Linked DNA regions of Homo sapiens: region 2 is linked to region 1. Evidence: chromatin contacts called from ENCODE Hi-C or POLR2A ChIA-PET data. All regions are on one chromosome and are shown on one strand. The core of a region is the stretch at or near the end of the contact, and the rest is flanking DNA. Distances in the headings are between cores, read along the strand shown.

The links. Hi-C counts contacts between places; a loop is a spot of excess contacts on that map. ChIA-PET counts read pairs that join two places held with the same protein, here RNA polymerase II (POLR2A). Pooled maps may share reads with other maps.
Region 2: a loop to region 1 is called in a map of mammary epithelial cell, with 2.2 times the contacts of the local background. The contact joins the enhancer-like site here to the promoter of CFAP300 in region 1. A Hi-C loop is called at or near these places in 2 of 168 maps with a recorded cell type or tissue (Caco-2 and mammary epithelial cell) and 2 of 50 pooled maps. POLR2A ChIA-PET finds 5 or more read pairs at or near these places in 3 of 52 experiments (A549, MCF 10A and WTC11).

Annotation. Positions count from the first base shown.
Region 1 is chr11:102,042,106-102,049,176 of GRCh38, reverse strand. CFAP300 (cilia and flagella associated protein 300) reads right to left here and starts at 1,740. Exons shown (of 7, transcript NM_032930.3): 1 at 1,597-1,740; 2 at 1,281-1,362. The coding sequence starts at 1,706.
Region 2 is chr11:102,008,428-102,015,498 of GRCh38, reverse strand. No RefSeq gene overlaps it. Among named protein-coding and RNA genes, the nearest start is that of CFAP300, 35 kb to the left of the region's middle. RefSeq lists enhancers at 3,377-4,576, 4,862-5,488. Within about 2 kb of position 4,243, at least 6 of the 41 ENCODE cell types and tissues checked have a DNase peak (open chromatin) inside an H3K27ac peak, as active enhancers do; they include mammary epithelial cell, where a contact is called at or near this core.

The DNA of each region.
Region 1 (7,071 bases), core at 491-2,990:
GCCAGCACCTTGATTTAAGACTTCTAGCCTCCAGAACTATGACACAATCCTACCTAATGTTCTCCTTTCTCCATTTCCTCCTATTTTCTTTACTGCCCTTATCACTATATGAAATAATCAGATTGTTTTTTCATTTATTGTAGTCTTGCCAAGGCCCGTACAATCTTTGACAGCTGGGCTCTTGTCTTGTTCCTCCTCGTATCCCCAGCACTGGAAGGAATTCCTAGCACATGATAGGCCCTCAGGAAGTGTTTGTTATGCCAAACTATAAACTACAGTCAATGCATGAAGGACATGAATGGCAGAGAATGAAGATAACTTCATAAACTGTAACAGTATTTTCCATTTGATTGAGGAGAAAAAAAAAACAGGATTGAAAATAATGGACTAAATTTTAACAAACACACCAAAACTTAAACTTTCAAGTGAGTTTTACCTCTCTCAAAGTAGTCACCTCTAGTAGTCAAAAGACTTATTCAAATCACTGTGCTACGGCTTCATACTTTTTTGGGGGAATTCCTCATTTGGAACTGTTGGTAGAGCCTGAAGCCCAGTTCTCAGAGTGGGTGTGATGTTGAGAAAAAAATCGAAAGTAATTTGGAGCTAGTAAATAAAGCGGCGATAAAGCTGTGTGATAATATTTAAAATATTTTAAAATGAGATGTGCCTATTGAAAAAGAGAGGCTGGGGGTGGTGGCTCGCCTGTACTCCCCAGCACTTTGGGAGCCCGGGGATTCAAGACTAGCCTGGGTAACATAGTGAGACTCTGCCTCTAAAAAAATTTTTTTTAATTAGCTGGACGTGGTGGCCTGCACCTGTAGTCCCAGCTATTCAGGAAGCTTGAGCCCGGGAGGTCCAGGCTGCAGTGAGCTGAGATGGTGCTACTGCACTTTATTCAGCCTGGGTGACAGAGAAAGACCCTGTTTCAAAAAATAAGTAAATAAAATAAAATAAAACAAAATAAAATGAAACAAAAATAAACAAAGGGAGAAACTAATCTTCTAGAGAGCGCGCGATCTTCCAGAACTGCAAAGTTCCCCGAGGCAAGATACAAGATGCTGAAAGTAGAGAAAGAATGAACTAAATGGCAAACAAATTTATGATGACTGATTCGAAACGTAAAAGTTCCTTTAAAAAAATCATTTGCACCTTTTATTACTCCCAAACGCCAAGAAAACGACGTCAGTAAGGAATAGCGTGTTCACAAGAATCTATGCCAACTTGGGGGGAAGTTTAAAAATCCGCAGAGACCCAGGGAACTCTCCGACCCCCATACTAACCATAACGAAATCATCCTTCCGATAGGACTGAAAGGTCTGGTCAAAGCCGAACGCCTGCGCCTTGATTCTGCCCAGCATGGACCTGGGGCAGAGGAGGAAAAAGAAATCATCTGGGGGCTGGCACCCTCTCAGAGCGCACCGATAACCGATCCCACCCACAGCATCCGCCCTTCCCGGGTGGTTCGGGGTTCACTCAGGAAGCCTCAGGGTTCACTCAGAATGGCGCCGACCCGCGCGGGCCCCTCGACGCCCGGCCTGCGCCTCCACAGCCGCGAAGACCAAGGGCCTCTTCTCTCCCTGTGCCTCGGTTCCTCACCACTGGCGGAGCCGGCTGGTGATCTCCTTAGAGCTCAGAGACTGGAAGGTTTTCTGAGGCAAGAACCTGAAGTAGTAGCCACCCAAGTCCCCGAGCTCCCCAGTAGCCATCGTGCTCTCGGCTGGGTGGATGCCTGGGCCGTTTCCATGGAGACGCGGCGGCCGTCGTGTCGGAGCGACGCTGCGGGGGCGGGGCCACACGTCTCTAGGGACCCAGGAGTTCCGGCCTTGCCGCCGCGGGTGCAGGGAGGGAGGTTAGCCTGTCTTTCCCAGGAGCTTGTGCCACTCCACTCCCCAACCCCGGGCTTGGCGGTTAGGGAAACTAGGGGTCGGGGATGGAGACAAATTGCCAATCGATACTTGTTGACATTAACTTTTAATAATAATTACTCAGCATGGGTTAATATTCTAGTCTCAAGAGCTATAACCTCAGATTTACAGTTATCTACGTTTGATGACTCAAACGTTTCTGAAGAAAAGATTATTCTGAATTAATTAGGTTTATCTATTTTGGAAGACAAATGTCTATGTGACTACTTAGGAAACTATTCTGTTTTACCATCTGTTTTTTTTTTTTTTTCCTTAAAATGTACACTTGAAGGCCAAAAAAAAAAAAAAAATGTTTCCATACACAGTACATTACAACATGCTGTTTATTTATTTTTGTTTTTTAGACCACTTTTGTTCTGGTATGCGTGCTGTTTAATAGAAAACACACTTTTCTTATTTTCTATTGAAAATTATCTTCGTTTCTACTTTTTTTTTTTTTTGAGATGGAGTCTCGCTCTGTTGCTCAGGCTGGAGTGCAGTGGCGCGATCTCGGCTCACTGCAACCTCCGCCTCCCGGATTCAAGTGATTCTCCTGCTTCAGCATCCTGAGTACCTGGGATTACAGGCTAAGTTTTTGTATTTTTAGTAGAGACAGGGTTTCCCCATGTTGGCCAGGCTGGTCTCGAACTCCTGACCTCGAGTGATCCGCCCGCCTCGGCCTCCCAAGGTGTTGGGATTACAGGCTTGAGCCACCGCACCCGGCCTGTTTCTATGGTTTTTATTTTTGCCTTATAGCAGTGCATTTGGACTTCAGAATGGAGGGATAGTTCTTTTCCATCTCGTTGCTTTCTCTCCTTTTCCCCTAGCCCTTAAGAACTTGATTATTTTTTAACAGCATTAGCAGAAGAAGAGACAGGGAACAAAGACAAAAAAGAGAAACAGAGGGAGAGAGAGATAGATTATTCCTTTTCATTGATGTTTAGTATTCTGTTACTTGACTATACTACAGTTTATCCTTTTGGGCTGTTTCCTCTTTGAGGTTGTTATGAAAGCAGCTATGAACATTCCTGTGTATGCCTTTAGATGGACTTATGCACCATTTCTGTTGGAAATACATCCAGGATTGGAATTGCTCAGTTACATGGCATAAGTATGTCTAGCTTTACTACATACTGTCAAAAAGTTTTCTAAAGATCAGTTTACATCCCAACCAGCAATGAATGAGATTTCCCGTTGTTCAACATCCTTGCCAACACATAGTATTGCCAGTCTTTTAAAATTTTAGCCATTCTAGGGAGTTTGTATTAATTTTTTATTGTGATTTCAGTTTGCATTTCCTTGATAGTTAATGTTGCTGAGCAACTTTGCAATATGCTGGGTCATTTGGATATCTTCTTTAGTGAAATGCCTATTTGAGTGTTTTGTCCATTAGGAGGAAGAAGGGTTGTCAGTCTTTTTCTTACTAATGTTTAGGAAGTTTTTATATAATATGGATATGAGCCCATTGCCAGATATACATATTGCGAACATTCTCTTTGCTTGTAGCTTGCCTGTAGCTTTGATGCTCAGAAATTCTTAATTTTAATGAAGTTGAATTTATCAACTTTCTTTTTTATGTGTCAGGTTTGATTTCTGCCTAAACAAAGTCAAGAAGATAGTCTCGCATTTATGTCCATAATCCATCTCAAAATAATTTTTTGAAGCTGAAGATTAGTTCTTTCCCTGTGGTTTTTCAGTAGACGCAGCTCTATATATTGGTAAGACTATTTCTAATCCAGTGAATTGCTGTGGCACTTAAAAAAAAAATCAAGTGAGTGTTTTTGTTCTTTCTATTCAGTTTATTGGACTGTCCTTACACAAATGCCACATTGTGTTAATTACTGTAGGATTATATAAAGATGTGATATCTGATGGTATAAGTTGTCTAACTTTGTTATTCTTTTTCTTCAAGATTGCATAGGCTGTTGCTGTTTCATTTCTGTATAAATTTTAAATTGGGTTTATCATTTTCCATCAAAGAAACCTGATGGGATTTTTTTTTTTTTTTTTTTTTGAGACAAGAGTTTCACTCTTGTCACCCAGGCTGGAGTGCAATGGCGTGATCTCGGCTCATGGCAACCTCCGCCTCCCAGGTTCAAGTGATTCTCCTGCCTCAGCCTCTGGAGTAGCTGGGATTATAGGTGCCCGCCACCACGCCTGGCTAATTTTTGTATTTTTAGTACAGACGGTGTTTCACCACATTGACCAGGCTGGTCTTGAACTCCTGACCTCCGGTGATCCACCTGCCTCAGCCTCCCAAAGTGCTGGGATTACAGGCGTGAGCCACTGTGCCCTGCCCATCTGATGGGATTTTAATTGGAATTGCATTGACTATCTACATGAATTTAAGGAGAATTAACCTTGTAACAATATTGTCTTCTAAACTATAATAAATATCTATTTATTTAGATCTTTAATTTCTGTCAACAATATTTTATAGTATTGAGTGGAAGAGTATTGATATCTTTCATTAGATCAATGATTCTCAATCAAGGTTAATTTTGCTTCCCTCAGGGACACTCAACAATGTTGAGATATGTCCCAACTGAGGTGAGAAGTGCTGTTGGCATCTAGTGGGTAAAGATCAACTATCCTGCTAAACATCCTGCAATGTACGGGATAGGCCCCCACAACAAAGACTGATCTGGCTCAAAATGTTGATAGTACCAAGGTTGAAAAACCCTATTTTAGTCCGGAAGTGGTAGCTTATGCCTGTAATCCCAGCATGTTGGGAGGCTGTGGCAGGCAGATCACTTGAGACCAGGAATCAAGACCAGCCTGGGCAACATGGTGAAACCCTGTCTCTACTGGAAATACAAAAACATTAGCTGAGTGTGATGGCACATGCCTGTAATCCCAGATACTAGGCTGAGGCATGAGAATCACTTGAACCCGGAGGTGCAGGTTCCAGTGAGCCGAGATCACACCACTGCACTCTAGTCTGGGTGACGAAGTGAGAATCTGTCTCAAAAAAAAAAAAAATTGCATTTTTTTGGTGCTATTATAAGTGACACTTTAAAATGCTTATTTTCTTCCTGTTTGTTGTATTATATAGTTATACAATTTATTTTGTATATTGATGTTGTATCCAGACACCTTGCTAAATTATCTTTTTATTTCTCATGGATTGTTAGTTTTTTTTGGAGTTTCTCTATACACAATTGTGGTATCTGGTTATAAGAAGAGCTTTACTTCATTTTGTTTAATATTTGTGCCACCCCCCCAGCTGCCCCCAATTACTTTAGTGCACTGGCTATGATGTCCAGGATAATGTTAAAAAAGAAGTGGTAGTAGAGGACATTCTTGCTTTGTTTACAACATCATAGCAAAAATGTTCGGTTTTGGGTTATTTATTTTTGTGTTTATGTTTATGTTTATTTTTTGATTAAATTTTTTTTTACCATTACATAGGGTATAAACTGTAGGTGTTTTAGTTGATACCTGTTATCAAATTGAGAAAATTTCCATCAATTTTTTTTGAGATTTAAAAAATTATGTAAAAGCGTTAATTTTTTTCACATTTACCAAATTGACCATATGTTTTTTCTTCTTTATTCTGTTAATGTAGTAAACTAATTTGTTTTGTTACTGTGAAGCCAACTTTGCATTTATATAATAAGCCCCAGTTTGTTATACTTTTCTTAAAAGCACATTATTAAATGTGATAATACCATGTTTAAGATGTTTGATTCTATGTTCATGAGAGATATTGGTTTGTGATCTTCCTGACCGTTATATGCTTGTTAAGTTTTACTACTATTAATGTTTTCCTGACCTTCTACAAGGAGTTGAAAAGTTTTGTCTAATTTTCTATTGCTAAACTTTTTTTTTTTTTTTGAGATGAAGTTTTCCTCTGTCGCCCAGGCTGGAGTGCAGTGGCACGATTTTGGCTCACTGCAACCTCCGCCTCCCAGGTTCAAGAGATTCTCCTACCTCAGCCTCCTGAGTAGCTGGGATTACAGGTGTACATTACCATGCCTGACTAATTTTTGTATTTTTAGTAGAGACTGGGTTTCTCCATGTTGACCAGGCTGGTCTTGAACTCATGACCTCAAGTGATCCTCCTGCCTCGGCCTCCCAAAGTGCTGGGATTACAGGCGTGAACCACCGTGCCCAGCCTAAACTTTCTATAATATTGGTAATATGTATTTCTTAAATGCTTTTTAAAATTGTGCCAAAAAGAAAACTCCATCTATGACTGTTATAGTTTTTAAGGAATTTGAACACCTCATCTAGATTTTCAATTTTATTAGCATAATATTATTTCTTACATTTAAAAACTTATCTTTTAAATGTTTGTGGAATCTATAATGGCGTTATTTTTTAGTTTTAATATTGATGATTTATTTATTTTCTTTTTTTCTTGACCACCCTTGCCAGTGGTTTATCGATGTTATTCTTTTTTTTTTTTTCAGATGGAGCTTTGCTCTGGTTGCCCAGGCTGGAGTGCAATGGGGTGACCTTGGCTCACCACAACCTCTGCCTCCTAGGTTCAAGTGATTCTCCTGCCTCAGCCTCCCGAGTAGCTGGGATTACAGGCATGCGCCACCACGACGGCTAATTTTTGTATTTTTAGTAGACACACGGTTTCACCATGTTGGTCAGGCTGGTCTCGAACTCCTGGCCCCAGGTGATCCACCCGCCTTGGACTCCCAAAGTGCTGGGATAACAGGCATGAGCCACTGCGCCTGGCCGTGGCCTTGATGTTATTCTTGACAACCAACCAACTTTGGCTTTGTTGAATTTCTATATTGCATGTTTGCTTTCTACTTAGTTGATTTCAGTTCTTATCTTTATTGTTTTATTCTTCTGTTGAGTTTAATTTGCTGACCTTTTTCTAGGTTATTAATTTCTAAGCTGGGATCATTAATTTTTGACTTTTTTTTTTTTTTTTGAGACAGTCTCACTCTATTGCCCAGGCTGGCATGCAGTGGTGTGATCTCGGCTCACTGCAACCTCCACCTCCTGAGTTCAAGCACTTCTCCTGCCTCAGCCTCCCAAGTACCTGGGATTACAGGTGCGTGCCACCATGCCTGGCTAATTTTTGTATTTTTAGTAGAGATAAAATTTCACCATGTTGGTCAGGTTGGTCTCGAACTCCTGACCTCAAGTGATCCATCCGTCTCAGCCTCCCAAAGTGCTGGGATTACAGGCGTGAGCCACCATG
Region 2 (7,071 bases), core at 2,994-5,493, 36 kb after region 1:
TCTTTTAGCTTTTTCTTATAGTATTTACTTCCATATTTCTAAATAACATGCTTATCCTGTCATTCTTGGTATTTGTTTCATATATTACCTGTTAACCTCTTAGTATATTCTCTACCTGTCTCCCTCACACTTCCCATTCTCCCAGCCTACTAAAATTCTTATTAATTTTTGTTAGATCAATATTGAACATTTGCATTATTATGACTAAATATAATTTTTGCTGTTGTCATCTAGTATACTATGAATATTTATTATTCCTTGTTCACATTTTTGTTTTGGTTGTCATACAAATTATGATTTTTCTGTTTAGTTTTCTACGTAATTTATCACTAATTCTTTCTCTTCCAGATTGCACACATCCTCTTAGTAACTCAAACTTAGTAGATTTCCTATCAATTTTATCTTCTTGTGGCCATTCCTTCTGTACTTGTCTTGACTGGTTGCTTTGTAGGCTTGCCGCACAGCTGAATTTTTCCTTTACCGTCACCCTGGGGATTTCTGTTTGTGTTTTGCCTTTTCCTTGTTGCTCTGCATCCTTTGAGAACCTATCCTCTGGGCTGGGATGGGTTTCAGAGCACCTCAGCTAAGGTCTTTGATCAGTTATGCTCCGTAGCTGGAGGGCTGCAAAGTGCATTCTCATGGCCACTGCAGCTCTCTTGCCTCTCAGATTTCTTATCTTTGTTTTCTTGGTTTACTCCCTTGTTTTAGTAGATCGTATCGTCTAGTAGCTTAAGAACATCATGGCCCAAGATCCCGCTTCAGTAGTCCTCAAATATTTGGTTATTCCCCTTTCCTCAGTGTATTCCCACAGAAATGACCATAGGTCCCTTAAGACAACGACTGAGGGAATCTTTGCAGTATATATTTCTTGGGGGAATTGCAGGGTCCTTCTTCCTGGAGACCCGGCCATCTTATCATTTAATGGGTTTCAGTTTAAAAATAGGGGCCGGGCGCAGTGGCTCACGCCTGTAATCCCAGCACTTTAGGAGGCCGAGGCGGGTGGATCACGAGGTCAGGAGATCGAGACCATCCTGGCTAACACGGTGAAACCCCGTCTCTACTAAAAATACAAAAAATTAGCCGGGCGCTGTGGCGGGCGCCTGTAGTCCCAGCTACTCCGGGGGCGCTGAGGCGAGAGAATGGCGTGAACCCGGGAGGCGGAGCTTGCAGTGAGCTGAGATGGCGCCCACTGCACTCCAGCCTGGGCGACAGAGTGAGACTCCGTCTCAAAAAAAAAAAAAAAAAATTGGCTCAGGCCGGGTGCGGTGGCTCATGCCTGTAATCCCAGCACTTTGGGAGGCCGAGGTGGGCGAATCACTTGAGGTCAGGAGTTTGATACCAGCCTGGCCAACATGGTGAAACCTTGTGTCTATCAAAAATATAAAAAAGTAGCCGGGCATGGTGGCATGTGCCCGTAATCCCAGGTACTTAGGAGGCTGAGGCAGGAGAATCACTTGAACCCAGGAGGTGGAGGTTGTGGTGAGCCGAGATCGTGCCACTGCACTCCAGCCTGGGCGACAGAGCAAGACTCTGTCTTAAATAAAAAGGCTCAGGTCTGGAAACTGAGCAAGATATTATAATTTTTATTGGGACCACTGTCCTAAGCTACCTACTCCTCCATTCTTTACTTGTTTTGATTGTAGATGTTAAGTAGTACCCTTGTAGGGTGCCAACTTGTTTGGACCCTAGAAACTCCAAATTATATTCATCATTTCTACAACTGCCTGACAACCAAGCCCCCTCTGCTGCTTCTTTAACCTTGCTGGTTTTTAGAGTAACTGTGGCCCCTGGCTTCTGGCAGTTACCTGGTCTCTCTTACTCTGGGGGCTCATCATGCTCGCTACAATTAAGGAGCCCAGCTCTGTAATAGAGGAGGCTTGATCTCCTCTCATACCTTCAGTCCTGGCCTACAGAGCAGAGCCACCACTGAAGTTCTTCGTGATATCAGTGCCCCTCTCTCACTACTCCTTGTTAAGAGCTAGCATTTACTCCACCTGAGAAGACCCTACTGAGGCCTTTCCACCACAAGGCAGCCAGAAACCCCTCACAGTTACCCTCCGTCTGCTGACAAGCAGATAACTAGTGTTAAATCCCAGCCCAATACAGCTGGGGAAGTTCTAGGTCTGAAGGATCTGCAAGAAGGATCTGCAGGAAGAGGCAGCAGCATCACTGAGATCTTGTTGGTTCCTGCAGTCTCCTAATGGTAGGAGAGATAGGCACCGATTTGGGAATCCAGTGACCAGGAATTCTTGGGGCTACCCACCCAGATGTTTCAGGGCTCTGGTCTTTTTGTGACAGATCTGCCTTGCCTGATAAATGCCTCTGCAGCTCCTTATTCTAAGTCCTATGATTGCCCCGCAGCTGAGCTCTCTTCCACTGCAGGGTGATAAGGATCTCTTTGTAAGCAATACCACCGCAAGTGCATCCTGGCTCTCATACTTAACCTTTAGTTGTTAACTGCTCTCAGTTTCTCATCACTCTGAAGGTTTTCAATTCAACTTAGTAATAACTAGCTACTGTCTTTGCAGGTGTTAGTCCCACTGCATCTTTTAAATGCCTGGATTCTTGAATTGGCAAGCCTGTTTTTCTCAGGGAATGTTTCCCCAGGTCATCACCTGTGAAATAGTGGCAGTCGAGCCACTACCTTGAGCCAGGGACAATCTGTGACCCACTCTCCACTCAGCATGGGGTTTTCCTTGCCATTCAGTGATTCCATCCCCAATCTCCACCTTTTAGCCTGCTTTCTTGGACTGTTCCTGGTACCAACTATGTCAGTTAAGTTCCTCTGAAAAGCAGATCTCAAGATGGAATTAGAGGTGTATGAGATTTATTGGGAAGAAACACCTGTGAAGGATAAAGGTTATGATGTTATGATGTGTGTCTGACACATGTGAAAAGAGCATGGGAAGGAAGAAGTAGCTCTGAAAAAGGAAGTCTTGCCCAGGCCTATTGAGGCACCCATATGTAAAGACTATCCACCAGAGAAGTCCCTCACTGGTTAAGAATTGTCTGTTTCTGGGACACCCACAATTTTCCACAGTCTTCCACAATGTTCAGTCACTGGGAACAGTCTGCGGGGAGAAAGGCATTGATGTGAACACCATGGTGGATGCAGGAGGTACAGCAGGTAGGGGCTGTCAGCCAACAGTCTCTTTTGCGCAGGTTATCTCTTGAAAGGAAATCTGAGCGGTGCGTGTTCATAACTACCATAGCTATTGTAGCTTGATACAACGCCTGCTTTGCTGTAAATCAGGTTTATTTGCAAGAGTTTTTATTTATTTTTATATGTATTTTGATTTTTAATATGTACTTTATTGATTTTTATATGTATCTTGTGCCAGTACCACATTATCTTAATTATAAGAGCTTTTGCTGGGTGCCATGGCTCACGCCTGTAATCCCAACACTTTGGGAGGCTGAGGTTGATGGATCACTTGAGGCCAGAAGTTTGAGACCAGCCTGGCCAACATGGCAAAATGCTGTTTCCACTAAAAATACAAAAATTAGCCTGGCGTGGTGGTGCATGCCTATAATCCCAGCTACTTGGGTGGCTGAGGCAGGAAAATCACTCGAACCCGGGAGGTGGAGGTTGCAGTGAGCTGAGATAGTGCCACTGCACTCCAGCGTGGGTGACAGAGCAAGATTCTGTGTCAAAAAAAGGAGAGAAAAACAAAAAGTCTTGTTATTTGATAGGGCAAGTACCTCCACGTTAGTCTTCGGACACAGGTGTATCTGGGCTATTCTTGTTCTTTCCTCTTTCACATAAATTTTTAGATCATCTTGTCAAATTCCACAAACAGGCCTTGAGTGTTTTAGTTGGAATTGCATTGAATGTTTAATATCAATGGGAGGAACTGACATGATATTGAGTTTTCAAATCCAAGGATATGGTATATACATCCATTTATTTAAATCTTTTAAAATGTCTTTCAATATTTTAATCTTTTTTCCAGAAAAGGCTTGCATATCTTTTTAAAGATTCAGAGTTGGCATTTTAAATTTGGTTATTTTTGTAAATGGTATCTTTTAAAAAGTTACAAATTTTTTTTTTTGGTCGTTTCTTGCTGGTGTGCAGTCGTGCCTTTCAAAACGGACCTACCTTGAGGCAAAGGGGCCAGGACTTCATGCCCCACATCAACCAGGCATTGGATAAGGGCGGCCCTCAGGGACTGGGTGTGGCCCCGTGTGAGGAGTCTCTTGGCCTGCGGGAAATGCCTGGAGAGTGACTCAGCTGAGAGCTGTCAGCCGCCGACATTCCTGTCAGCTGGGGAAAGACTCCTCAGGTCCTGACGGGACTATCTCAGCAGCAAGCCCTCAGCAACCACTAAATGCCTTCTAATGGGTTAAAGAAATTCTCGTTTATTCATAGTTTTAAAGTTAAATGTTCCTGCTTTGGCAAAAGAAGGAGAGTGGTCCAGCTGTCTTGCATGACATTTGGATCTGGGGTTTAACTGTTTGTCTAACAGACTTCCAACTAATCATTACTGTTTCAGTCTTACCTTTACCCCCAGTTTGCAGAACTACCGGATGACTTTCAAACCTGGGCCTTTCTGGTTTTGCAGGAAAGACTGGCTTGCTTTAGGCTTCCCCTACTGCCAGCATAGGTTTTAGCTTTCTTTGATTATCTAAATCAGTTACCACTTCATCACCTGCTTTCTAACCTTCCAAGTTTTGGCGCTGTCTTCCCTTGTTTTCTCTTTGTCTTGTACTCCCTCCTTTTATTTTATTATTACTTACAACAATTGAGACATCTAGGGTATCTCTTTCTCTGTTTTTTTGAGACAGAGTCTCACTCTGTCGCCCAGGCTGTCGTGCAGTGGCGCGATCTCGGCTCACTGCAACCTCTGCCTTCCGGGTCCAACCGAATCTCCTGCCTCAGCCTCCCGAGTAGCTGGGATTACAGGTGCCTGACACCACGCCTGGATAATTTTTTTGTATTTTCAGTAGAGACGGGGTTTCACTAGGTTGGCCAGGCTGGTCTCAAACTCCTGACTTCAGGTGATCCGTCTGCCTCAGCCTCCCAAAGTGCTGAGATTACAGGCATGACCCACCGTGCCTGGCTGCTATCTGTCCTTTTTAATCCTTGTGATTTAAGTAGGGCTTCAGGAAAGAGCAGAGGTATAATAATGCTTCCAATTGCTCTCTTGCCTGAAAGCCCTGTTTGATTTGGAGATTTATGAAGTATGGGCAAAGCAGGCTGAGTTTGACACATGCTGTTTCTAATGCCTGAAATTACATCCTCTTCCATCCTTGCTTGTCTAACCCATCCTTCAGCCCTCACTTTGGTAGTCACATTTTCCAGAAAGCCTGCCTTCACAGCCCAAGTCCTGGATTAGATGGCCCTTCTAGGCAATCTCATTATAATCTGTGTTCACTCACACTTTGCTGTAATTGCCTGTTTGCCGGTCTTTAAGATCTCATAGGCTAAATGTTTTGATTAGTGGGATTGTATTTGATCTCTATTGGAGTCCCTGGTCCCAAGCATAGAGATGATTTAAGAGGTACTCAGTAAAGTTGTATTGAGTGAATACGTATTACATAGCTTTGAATTGATTTCTGATCAATGCAGTAACTTACAAAGTTCTCACTTTCTGCAAATATTTTTTTCATTCTTTCTTTGCTGGGCTGGAGAAACCAAAAAGGCAAAATACTAGTTTTATTTCCGTGGACATTGGAAGCTTTAACTAATGTCATTTAAAAAGTACTTGGATTTCATCTTTAATATGAAGAGTTAGATGGAGTGGCTGATGTATAAATTTCTTTCTTTAAAATTATTTGAAATTCTTGGAAAGTTTTCTACTTAATCTTTAAAAAAAGGCATTGTAAAAAATCTCTGGAAGAAAGGCATTATGACAACGACTGCATATACAATAAAATATGAGGATAAAATATTAAAAATGGAAAAGAGATTTTTAATGAGTTTTAGGTGTTCATAAATATTGTTTAGGTCATAATCCATTTTAGGAAATATAAGCAACATTGATAACTTTGGCAACCTTTTAATATAAATTAATTTAAAATTGCATATCATATTTACCATTCTGTAGAGCAATACTCTTAGTGCTTTCATACTTTGCAGTCAAAAGTGCCACTGTGCCTGGCCTGGATGGCAGGAAGATTGCTTGAGCCCAGGAGTTTGAGACTAGCCTGGGCAACATGGCAAGACCCCATCTCTTTAAAAAAATTAAAAAAAAAAAGGGCCATCCAATGGAACAAAACTCAGACTGATGTAACCTTTCCAAGATAAAGTTCTTGGAGAGTTTGTTTTGACTGATACTTATATACAGGAGATAACACAAAATTATACCTACTCATCTTCTGATTCTGAAGGTCCAGGCCTCCTTTTACGAATATTTGTAGATAAGGAATACCCTGGAAGATGCTTTTGTGACAAGCAAACTCATCCTCCAGTATAGAAAATCTGTTACAGGGTCTGTAATTCAGCTACACAGGACATCTGGAAAGGCAGACTTTGAGGGGCATTCTTTCTCTTTCATGTGTACACTTTTATCAAAGGAGACAATTTCATTTGCTTTTAATTTTTTTGGACTTCTCTGAAGTTACACATGCACAATGTAGATAGTGTGAAAAATATAAAAAAAAAGTATTAAGAAAAAATGAAAATCACCTGGAATCTGATTGCAGAGAAACCACTCCTGATATTTGATTGCATTAATTTCCTGGCTTTTCTTTCTTGATGTGTTTATTTCCTCCCATGGTTGAGACACTCTAAGTATAGCTCCAGGTCCCTCTCTTTCCACTTAGCAACGAATCATTGTTATTTCTTTAATTCATTAAATATTCTTTGAAAATATAATTTTAATGGCTGTGTAATAGTCATCATATAAATGTACCATAATTTAACAGTTTCCCTGTTTATCACCTTATAGAATGTTTTCTTATTTTTCCTATTATAGCAATAAGCTATATTTCATAACTTTATTGTAAGTCTTGTTATGACTGAGGAAATTCAGTCTGCAACTCTGAAGAATGAAAGTAAACACAGATTTGTAGTAGAGACTTTTTTGAGGTAATACATGTGAAATGTATGTAAGTTACTAATAGAAAAGA